Linked DNA regions of Homo sapiens: all the other regions are linked to region 1. A link is a contact called in ENCODE Hi-C or POLR2A ChIA-PET data. All regions are on one chromosome and are shown on one strand. The core of a region is the stretch at or near the end of the contact, and the rest is flanking DNA. Distances in the headings are between cores, read along the strand shown.

Evidence for each region. Hi-C counts contacts between places; a loop is a spot of excess contacts on that map. ChIA-PET counts read pairs that join two places held with the same protein, here RNA polymerase II (POLR2A). Pooled maps may share reads with other maps.
Region 2: a loop to region 1 is called in a map of A673, with 5 times the contacts of the local background. The contact joins two enhancer-like sites. A Hi-C loop is called at or near these places in 3 of 168 maps with a recorded cell type or tissue (A673, ascending aorta and endothelial cell of hepatic sinusoid) and 1 of 50 pooled maps. POLR2A ChIA-PET finds 5 or more read pairs at or near these places in 2 of 52 experiments (AG04449 and HEK293).
Region 3: a loop to region 1 is called in a pooled map of heart left ventricle, with 2.8 times the contacts of the local background. The contact joins two enhancer-like sites. A Hi-C loop is called at or near these places in 3 of 50 pooled maps. POLR2A ChIA-PET finds 5 or more read pairs at or near these places in 3 of 52 experiments (OCI-LY7, PC-9 and Panc1).

Annotation. Positions count from the first base shown.
Region 1 is chr13:39,409,408-39,412,364 of GRCh38, reverse strand. All of the region lies in intron 2 of LHFPL6 (LHFPL tetraspan subfamily member 6), which reads left to right. Among named protein-coding and RNA genes, the nearest start is that of LHFPL6, 190 kb to the left of the region's middle. Within about 2 kb of position 1,644, at least 3 of the 41 ENCODE cell types and tissues checked have a DNase peak (open chromatin) inside an H3K27ac peak, as active enhancers do; they include A673, where a contact is called at or near this core.
Region 2 is chr13:39,369,264-39,372,296 of GRCh38, reverse strand. The region is part of intron 3 of LHFPL6 (LHFPL tetraspan subfamily member 6); the gene reads left to right. Among named protein-coding and RNA genes, the nearest start is that of LHFPL6, 230 kb to the left of the region's middle. Within about 2 kb of position 1,621, at least 5 of the 41 ENCODE cell types and tissues checked have a DNase peak (open chromatin) inside an H3K27ac peak, as active enhancers do; they include A673, where a contact is called at or near this core.
Region 3 is chr13:39,346,950-39,349,713 of GRCh38, reverse strand. The region is part of intron 3 of LHFPL6 (LHFPL tetraspan subfamily member 6); the gene reads left to right. Among named protein-coding and RNA genes, the nearest start is that of LHFPL6, 250 kb to the left of the region's middle. Within about 2 kb of position 1,333, at least 4 of the 41 ENCODE cell types and tissues checked have a DNase peak (open chromatin) inside an H3K27ac peak, as active enhancers do.

The DNA.
Region 1 (2,957 bases), core at 395-2,894:
ATGTAAAAATCTAAAATTGCTTGGTAAAATTTCTGTCTGCTAATTCCCCAATACAATTTTTTTCTCAAATGTTCTTCAAATAAAGTGCACTGATCATTTATAGTTGAATATTTTCAAAGTGTTCTAAATCAGTCTGGTCATAAACAATTACTAGATTATTTCTTGTAAGTATCGATAGTCTCCTGATTCAGTTAGGTAGGTGGGACCATGGTAATAAATAGACCTAAAAATGTATAACGGTTGAAACACGGTAAAAGTTTATTTCTAGCTCACATTACAGCCCAAGTAGATATTACCAGTCAGCTTCCATATGATGATTCAAGAATCCAGGTTCTATTGATAGGTATACCATCCCCTAAGTCTCTTCTAATACTTATGTCCCACAGAAGTGAAAGAGAGTATGGGAAGCTGTATCCATCTACTTCTTAAAAGCCATGATGAGAAACAGCACACATCACTTACTCCCATATTCCTTAGCTAGATTTCACTTAATGGCCACATCCCACTGAAGAGACACTGGGAAATACAGTTTAAGTATGTGCCTCAGAAGGAGAAATTGAATTTTGTAAATAGCTGGCAGTGCTTGTCATTATTTAGAGGTAGGCAAGGGCTATAGTTCTACTTCCCGACAATTCCATTGCAAATACAGAAGCATACTCATAACATTCCCACACAGATATGTCATAGCAATCAGGCCCCAGTAATCATAGCGCCTTTTCTGAAGCTCATGAAAGTCCCAGGTCTCTGTCCCTGTAGGTGCTTCAATCACAGCTGATATGAAAGGGTCCTCGTGAGATAAACACAACACTATTATAAGGGCAGGACTTGGTTAAGCTTAGAGAAGGAATAAGGCAACCGAAGTCCTGTGAATCATGCTTGGATATACCACTATTTTGGAATCAAGTTCAGCAACCATTTCAAAAAGCACCTCACTTCCAAAAAGTGGCTCACCTCCTTAGCTCCCTGGATTATTCTAGTGTTACACATAAAAGGGAAGAATGTCTTTAGATTCTATCCAAATCCACATATATTGAGCACCAATAATTTTACTAACAAAAACCCCCACCTCTTATACCCGTTTTGCCAATTAGAAAAACTTCTCAGGTTGGTGTGGACATAAAAATAAGGAAAGCAGATCTGTAGCAGCCACCCTGGAGTGTGGCCTTTTGATGAAATATTAGCAACTACAGTTGATGTGCATATTCGTACATAGAGCAACTCACTGCCCCCAGGAATAAACAGGTTATTCACGCATACATATCATACTACCCGTGCAGACATGTGTTTATTATAGGCAGCAAAATATTATAAAAGGTAAATTTAGCCTTTTATTTAAATATCCCTCTGACAGAGATTGTCACTAAGGAAGGCTCCCCTATAATAAACCGCTTATTTATAATACAATGGTTTAATATGTAATAATTGCTTGAAATATGGAATGTTGTCCGTAAGCCAAGCAGTTGTGTGATCAGGAAGTTGTAGATTTCTCTTTTTCCCTGCAAAGATTGATAGGGGACAATGACTTCTTGATTCAATAACCTTCGGAAAAGGAAGTAGTGAAATGTTAACATTCTTCAAAGACTTGACTTTTGAAAAGCATCCTGAAGCCACTGTGGGCTGATTGATCATCTCAGTGGGGGTGTCCTCTGGGAGGTTTTGTACAAAATACTCCTGGATTGTGCAATAAGGAGCTGCATTTCTCCAGAACATGAGAAATATCTGTTGTGAATGTTATTCATACATTTTTTTTGGATACTCAAAAATTCCTGTTTTTCGTGACTGTCTTTTGTTGGTTTTGTCATTGTTGGTGGGATGGGGAGAAAGAGGATCTGTTTCTCTGAAATGATATTTGAAGTATGTGTTTAGATCCTAGATGGAGAGTTCACTTCTAAGTTGTGTAATAACATTGTTTTCAAGTTTAGTGGTGGTGTTCCATGGGGATACTGGAGACCACCCTACTTGTGCTTGGGGGCTGCTATCTTCATTCATTGTGGTTTTCACCATGGCAATGGGAATAGAATTTTCAGCTCTCTGAGCTCTTCTGCATTCTTAAGTAAGCTTGCATAATACTGCTGAGGACAAAGCAGTTGCCTGCTGAAAGCCAAATGAATGCATAAATTTGGCCTCAAGATTTTTGAACTGTTGTGAAAGAGTTTTTGTGTCTTAGGTTTCTTTTTTTCTTTCAAATCACCACTAGCAAATTTTTTCTTCAGATGATATCTTTGTTATCCAAAATCTGATGTATAATGAAGGTAGGTAGACAATTTTAACACATGATTTACAAATGAGTTGCAGAGGCTAGGTAAGTCTTTTAAGAGTTTTTATATTAAGTGAAAGCTCCCCTTTTAAACATTTGTCTGGGATTTTGTGCTGGGCATGATCCAACAAAAGATTATTGCTTCTGTAACAAAAATGATAAACTCTGTAGAAGTTGGCTTAGAGATCTTGCCATATTGTTGAATAGCATTGAATGCTATTGAATTATTCTTTTTCTAGATGACTGAGCTAAAAGGAAGCTATTGTTACAGAACAATTTATTTTGGAATTGTTTCTTTTCCTTTTCTTTCTTCCTTTCCTTTCCTGTCTCACATTATATCTTCCCTAACCAAATGACATTTGTAATTACTGTTACCTGAAGACATTCTGGTAAGTTTTACCCAAATAATTCAATGGTTACTTTAGGAAACATAAGAAGTAAGTGCATATATTGAACTGTCATGTCAAATTTGTGTACTGTGGAAGGCAGGCATTTGAATCAATAAGTACAGCTTGGCCCAGAGACATATAAGTCCCTGAAACCCTTCAGGGATGAGAACACTGTGACAACAAATAATGCCTATCAGTGGTGGTCATGCGTAGTATCTCAGTACATTTCAAATGTTTTTTTTGTTTTTTTGTTTTTTTTGTTTTTGAGATGGAGTCTCACTCCGTTGCCCAGGCTGGAGTGCAGTGGTGCA
Region 2 (3,033 bases), core at 372-2,871, 40 kb after region 1:
TGCTTTAGGTTTAGGTTATACAAGTCTGGCTCAAACAGGCCAAAACAAAGAAGACGTGTGAGATCTCTTATTATAGCAAGGCAGGAGCTAAGGTCAGCTACAGACTTGACTGACTCAGGAGCTCAAAGATGTTTTCCAGGGCCCATGTTCAGGAAGAACGTGTGAGATCTCTTATTATAGCAAGGCAGGAGCTAAGGTCAGCTACAGACTTGACTGACTCAGGAGCTCAAAGATGTTTTCCAGGGCCCATGTTCAGGAAGAACTGTCTGTAGACTGGCTGTAACCATCCGCCATCTGTAGGCTGGCTTCATTTTGACGTTAGTTCTCCCCATGGTTGTAAGAGCGTTTGGCACTTGTGGCTTTAAACATCCTTGTTCATGCCAAAAGGAGAGGACAAGCTTCTCCCCAGAAATGGAATCAGAGTCTCTCTCCTCACTCTAATTGGGCCAGCTTTGTCATGTGTCCGCTCAAAGGGATAATGGCTGCCAGGGAATGCCACGTGCTTCTTATGGTTCAGCTTAGATGCACTTAGAGTTTTATAAGATTTGATTTTACTGAGAAGTAGTGGGATTTGTAAGAGGAAGATGAGATAAAAAGGAGAAAAGGCATTTTAGTCTTTTCTTTCTTTTGTCAGACTTCACTGTCTGTGGTCCTATCATCAGTGTAGCCTGTGGTTGTGGACAGAGGGACAGTCGTGGCAGGTGTTAATAATGCTGATTTTTATTTATTGCTTTTTGAGAGAATAAAACAGTATAAATGATAAGAATACATAGTGTCACAGCATCTGGCACATAATAAAAGCCCAGTAATGTTTGCAGTTGGACAGGACCATTTAAATGCATATTGGCTGATCAATCTTTATTCTTCCTTTTACATTCCGCAACAGTAAGTTTGGGTTTACCCATTAAGCATAAGGGCTTTATAATCAGGTTATCCAATTGATTTAATTCATGCCTCAGAGATATTCTCATCCACCAAAGACTTTTCTAATTATATCCTTGTGATCAAAAGTAGTGTTTCAATTAATTTGTCTCGCTATTTTGCCAAGTAAATTTGAGTAATTATTGCTTTCATTTTGCTATTTAATTTGATTAAGAAGCCATCATGGTTCCTGTTCTTGAAATTATGCTGGTGGCTTCTTAAGAGCAGTGCCGTAAACTGGAAACTCAGAGCCTCCCAGTGTTGATAAAGATGAGAGTCTGTTTCTTCCAATTTTCAATCAAAGGAAGAAATCTCTTCTACTTTAATCTGAACACTGACTGTCCCACATCTCTTTAGACACATATCCTTTAGCTCTTTGACTCCTGACTCATGCCGTCTTGCCTCTCAAATCTAATCATACTTGAGAAAAATCTGTTTGCAATTTCTGGCTAGGTCAGCTGGGTAAAAATGCAAACAAAAGTATAATTTTTTAAAAAAATTTTGAGCTCTTGGTGTTAGTGGATGCTTCTCAAGCAAGAGAACCTGCTATTGGTCTCTGTGACATTCAATATGACTCGCTTCATTTTGTCCAGAAGTTAGAAAGCTCCTATGACTCCTGTGGACTTTTCGGGTTGCTTCATGCTCAGGCAGGCCAGGCAGCTCTGTGCAGTTTCTGCAGGCATCTGCGTTGTGTGCCAGAGCAGGGTTCTCCTGACTCAAGCAGCAAGTGTTTGCAGAGAGCGGCAGTTAAAGTGTCTGTCACTCAGCTCAGGAAGAGACTCCTAACACTTGATGCACTGGTCATTGCTTAGAGTAAATGGATTATTCCATTTTGAGATTGCTATTTGGGAGGTTGGTTAATAGTAAGGTATTGAACATGCATTGAAATGTAGGCAAATTTAAGGCCGTTAATGCAGCAATGATGTCCTACCTCCCAAATGACTATTAACTGAATATTTTCTAAACTTTTGACACTTAAATCCAAGTCACTGGAAGTCATTTAGAAGGTCCAGCATGAGCCTGGATTTCCTCACCCAGAGCTCTAGCACAGAATCACAGGAAAGCCAAGCAGCTGCTGTGAATTCAACAAAGACCCAAATTGTATAGGAACCCATGGGGGCACTCAGGAACTTGGCTCCAAATGATGCAGGGAAACTTCCGCGTCCAAGGGAGCCCACCCTGGCCAGTGATGACATGACTGAGCAAAGTGTTCAGGCACCCGCAAGGCAACAATAATAAGCTTTTCTGGTCACTCAGCCTTTCTTAGGGGCCTCTTTCCATCAGATGAAGAGTTTTCTGCCTTTACTCTAGAAGTAGGGAGAATGCCACATTTTTTCAGGGATGTTCATTCAACCTGCCCATTCCAGTAGGTTCCACGTTTTCAAAATCAGAGCCAGAACATTTCTATTTTATAACTTAGTAAACACCTCTTGTCCTGCTTTGGGAAAAAGGACCCCACTCTGTACAATCATAGATTCAATTTGATCTGTTTCCCTAAACACAGTTTTGCAGATCCCAGATGAACCTGTGGGATAGGATTTTTCAACTTCGGTGCCTAGCTTGGTGTTTGGTGTTCAATAGATTCACTTACTTCCTCAAGCAAATATTTATTAAGCACATTCTAGGCAACAAAAGTTGTGCCACAAACAAAATTGTGAAGAAGATAGACATAATTCTTACTGGCATGCCATATATCTGCCATCTATTGAATGGTTAAAAAATTAGGAGGGAGAATGAGAGGAAAGGAAAGGGGGAAGGAAGGGAGGGAGAGAGGGAGGAAGGAAGGAAGGAAGGAAGGAAGGAAGGAAACCTACTATGAATTTTTGATCACAGAAACAGCAGCTGCCATCATGTTTCTGTATATATTTGGCCACTGATATCCTACCAAGAATCATGGCATCACTTTTTAAGGGACTAATGGCCTAACCACCTCCCAAAAAAAAATTTAAAAACCAAGTCAGGGTAATCATTTAAAGAACCAGATACCCTGATAGGTGGAAAAAAAATTGCTCTACATTCTTTTTTTCTCAAGTCTATTTTGGCTTGGTTATTTCAGTGTGGATCATTCCTACTCTTTTATTTATGCCTTTGTAAAGCTTCATTCAGTGGCTT
Region 3 (2,764 bases), core at 84-2,583, 62 kb after region 1:
TGACCGCACTACGTAGATCACTTGCAATATGCTGCCTTCGCATCCTGGATTTTTTTCTTCAAAGCACATATCACAATTATCAGTATAGAAATGTCTCATTATTGCTTAATGCTTATTTCCTTGACTAGACAATAAGCTTCTTGATAGCAGGAATTATATTATTCCCAACAAAGCTCCCAGTACCCAGTGATTCATTCATAGTTGGAGCTGGCACTCACTGAATGTTTGTTGAATCAATGAATAAATTGAGAGAGGGAGCGAGGAAAGGAAAAAGGAAGGGAAGAAGAAAATCAAGAATCAGGGTTGGATGACAGTATTTTTTCAGATTTGCTTAAATTCTATTGACACACCTTACTCTAACTAGACTGATCTTGACCATTTTTCTCAAAAGACATGTATGCATATGTACTTTTGTATATTTTTTGAGGCTACTTTGATTGGCTGGCTATATCTCAATATAATTTGTAATACTAGAACAAATTCATATTAAATCACTTTTTGAATTAATAATTATTTTAAAAATTACTTAGTAAATGAAAAAGCCTTCATGTCTTAAATGAAGGACTCTTTTTCTTTTAAATCACATTGAACATTAACAGCTCATTTTGGACCTTAACCAGTTGTTGAATTTTAATCCCAAATTTTGTAAATCATACACACAAACTTGCATATATGTCTGATTGGTGGCCATATTTTCTTATATCCTCAAACATTTTCTGCTATTATGTTACACTCTTTAAAGATCTTTGCTTAATTTTCTGCCAGTTTTCATCTGATAGACATTTAGCCTGATACGTTAACTACCTGTTTTATGACATAAACAGGAATGGATCCAGATAACAATGACTAGAAATTACAATTACACCTGAGCAAGACAAGGATTTGCCCTAGGAAGAGGGTAGTGTGGGGAGAGTGGGAGAGAGCTGGTGCCGAAAGCTCTGCTCTGCCTCTCTCAGGGGATAGCAGGGCTTGGGTAGGCGGGTGGGGTGGCTTAGCTTCTGACAATGGTAGAAACTTACAGATCCCTTGACAAAGAAAAGCAAGAAAGTCTTTGTTCATTCACTCCTTAGATCTGGTTCCCCAGAGTGCATCCTGAGATGAGGATTTGAGTTCAAGTGATTGAGGAAATGTGCCAAGGAAAAAACAGTGGGGAAGTGGAAAAGCAAGGTAGGGAAGGAGTAAACACCCAGCAGGGTGCAGTTTGTCATGAGGGTTCAGCCTCAGCCTGAACTCACAGGGCTGGGAACATTCATTATCATTACACTGCAGACTTTGTTCCACCCGGAGGGAAGAAAGCCCGGTGTGCACACTCCAGTACAAGTACATCGCTGGCTGTGGGTCACACCAGGGGGCACTTCAGCTGTCAGAGAGCTGGGACAGAGTAATGCCAGTCACTCATGGGTCCTCTGAAGAGCGTTGCAAATATAAGCTATTGGGAGCAAAGCACGAACAGAAGCTGGAGATTGAGAGTCCAGAACCAGCAAAGGGACAGAGAGGAACTGGCTGGAGAATCTACAGCATCGGCTGTAGCTCCCCTGCCACTTACGAGACCCTGAAGCTTAAACTTCTGCTATTTTATTGACTTCTCTGCCAAAAACAAAAGCAAAACCAATACTATCCTCTCTCTCATTGTCCTCTGATAGCCAACCCTTTACTAGCTTCTTTTTCCATCTTTGTTTAATAAATGTGTCTACTGTCACATACACTGTTTTCAAATAATTAGCCTCAGCAATTTTTTCTTAAGTGCCAAATAATTAATAAAGAATTATATACTCTACTTTTCATGTTAGGTCATAGAACTATGTATAGGTCAATACATTATTAATAATGAACAATTGATTGTATTCTGTGTTATGAGCCCAGTGCTAAACAGATGGACCACAAATTTTGCCAACTCTTTGAAATGTTCTACACGATTGGCCATCTCTTCTCTACCTATTAATTAATTCCCCCTCATAGGTGTATTTAATCTAGCTAAAGAATAATTCAAAATGGAGATTATTCCCAAGACTCACAACCACATTAGTTCATGGTTGTCAGCAAATCTGACCTGTGAAGGGGGACTCGGTTACCAGTGAAAAATGCTTATTCTATCTGTATTAATGGAGGTCATTGTGCCAGTGAGACCTACCCAGAGGTGGAGAGGTGATCTTTCAGAATCTGTTACCCCGTTAAATTTAGCACACTCTCTAGATGAGGCCGGAAATACATACTTGGTTTGGGAAGTTCTCTCCAAAATTTCAGTGCCAAAACAGGACACGAGTTACTCTTAAAATGCTAGACTTACTGTTTTTCAGGTATTAGCTGCCTGCCCGGTTTGCTTCCTTTCTGCTTTTCTTTTACCTTGCCTTTCATTCAACAATTATTTATTAGGTGTTTACCAGAGGCCTGGCATTTCCACGATCTGGAAGTAGAATTTCTGGGTGGAAGGAATCACAAGTGTGAAGCTCTCATGTCAGCAACAAGGCTGATGTGCTCCAGAAAAAGTGGTCAGTGTGGCCAGAGACAAGACACAGGAGAGAGTGGTCATGAAGTGTGAGAGGTCAGCAGACATTTAAGCCCTCATAGGCTATAGGAAGGACATTGATTTTTGAGAATTCATTAACGGGGCTTTTTTTTTTTTTTTTTTTTTTGGAGACAGAGTTTTATTCTGCCATCCAGGCTGGAGTGCAGTGGTGCAATCTTGGCTCACTGCAACCTCCGCCTCCCGGGTTCAAGTGATTCTTATGGGTGGGCCACTTGTGCTAATTTGCTCTGTGTGCTT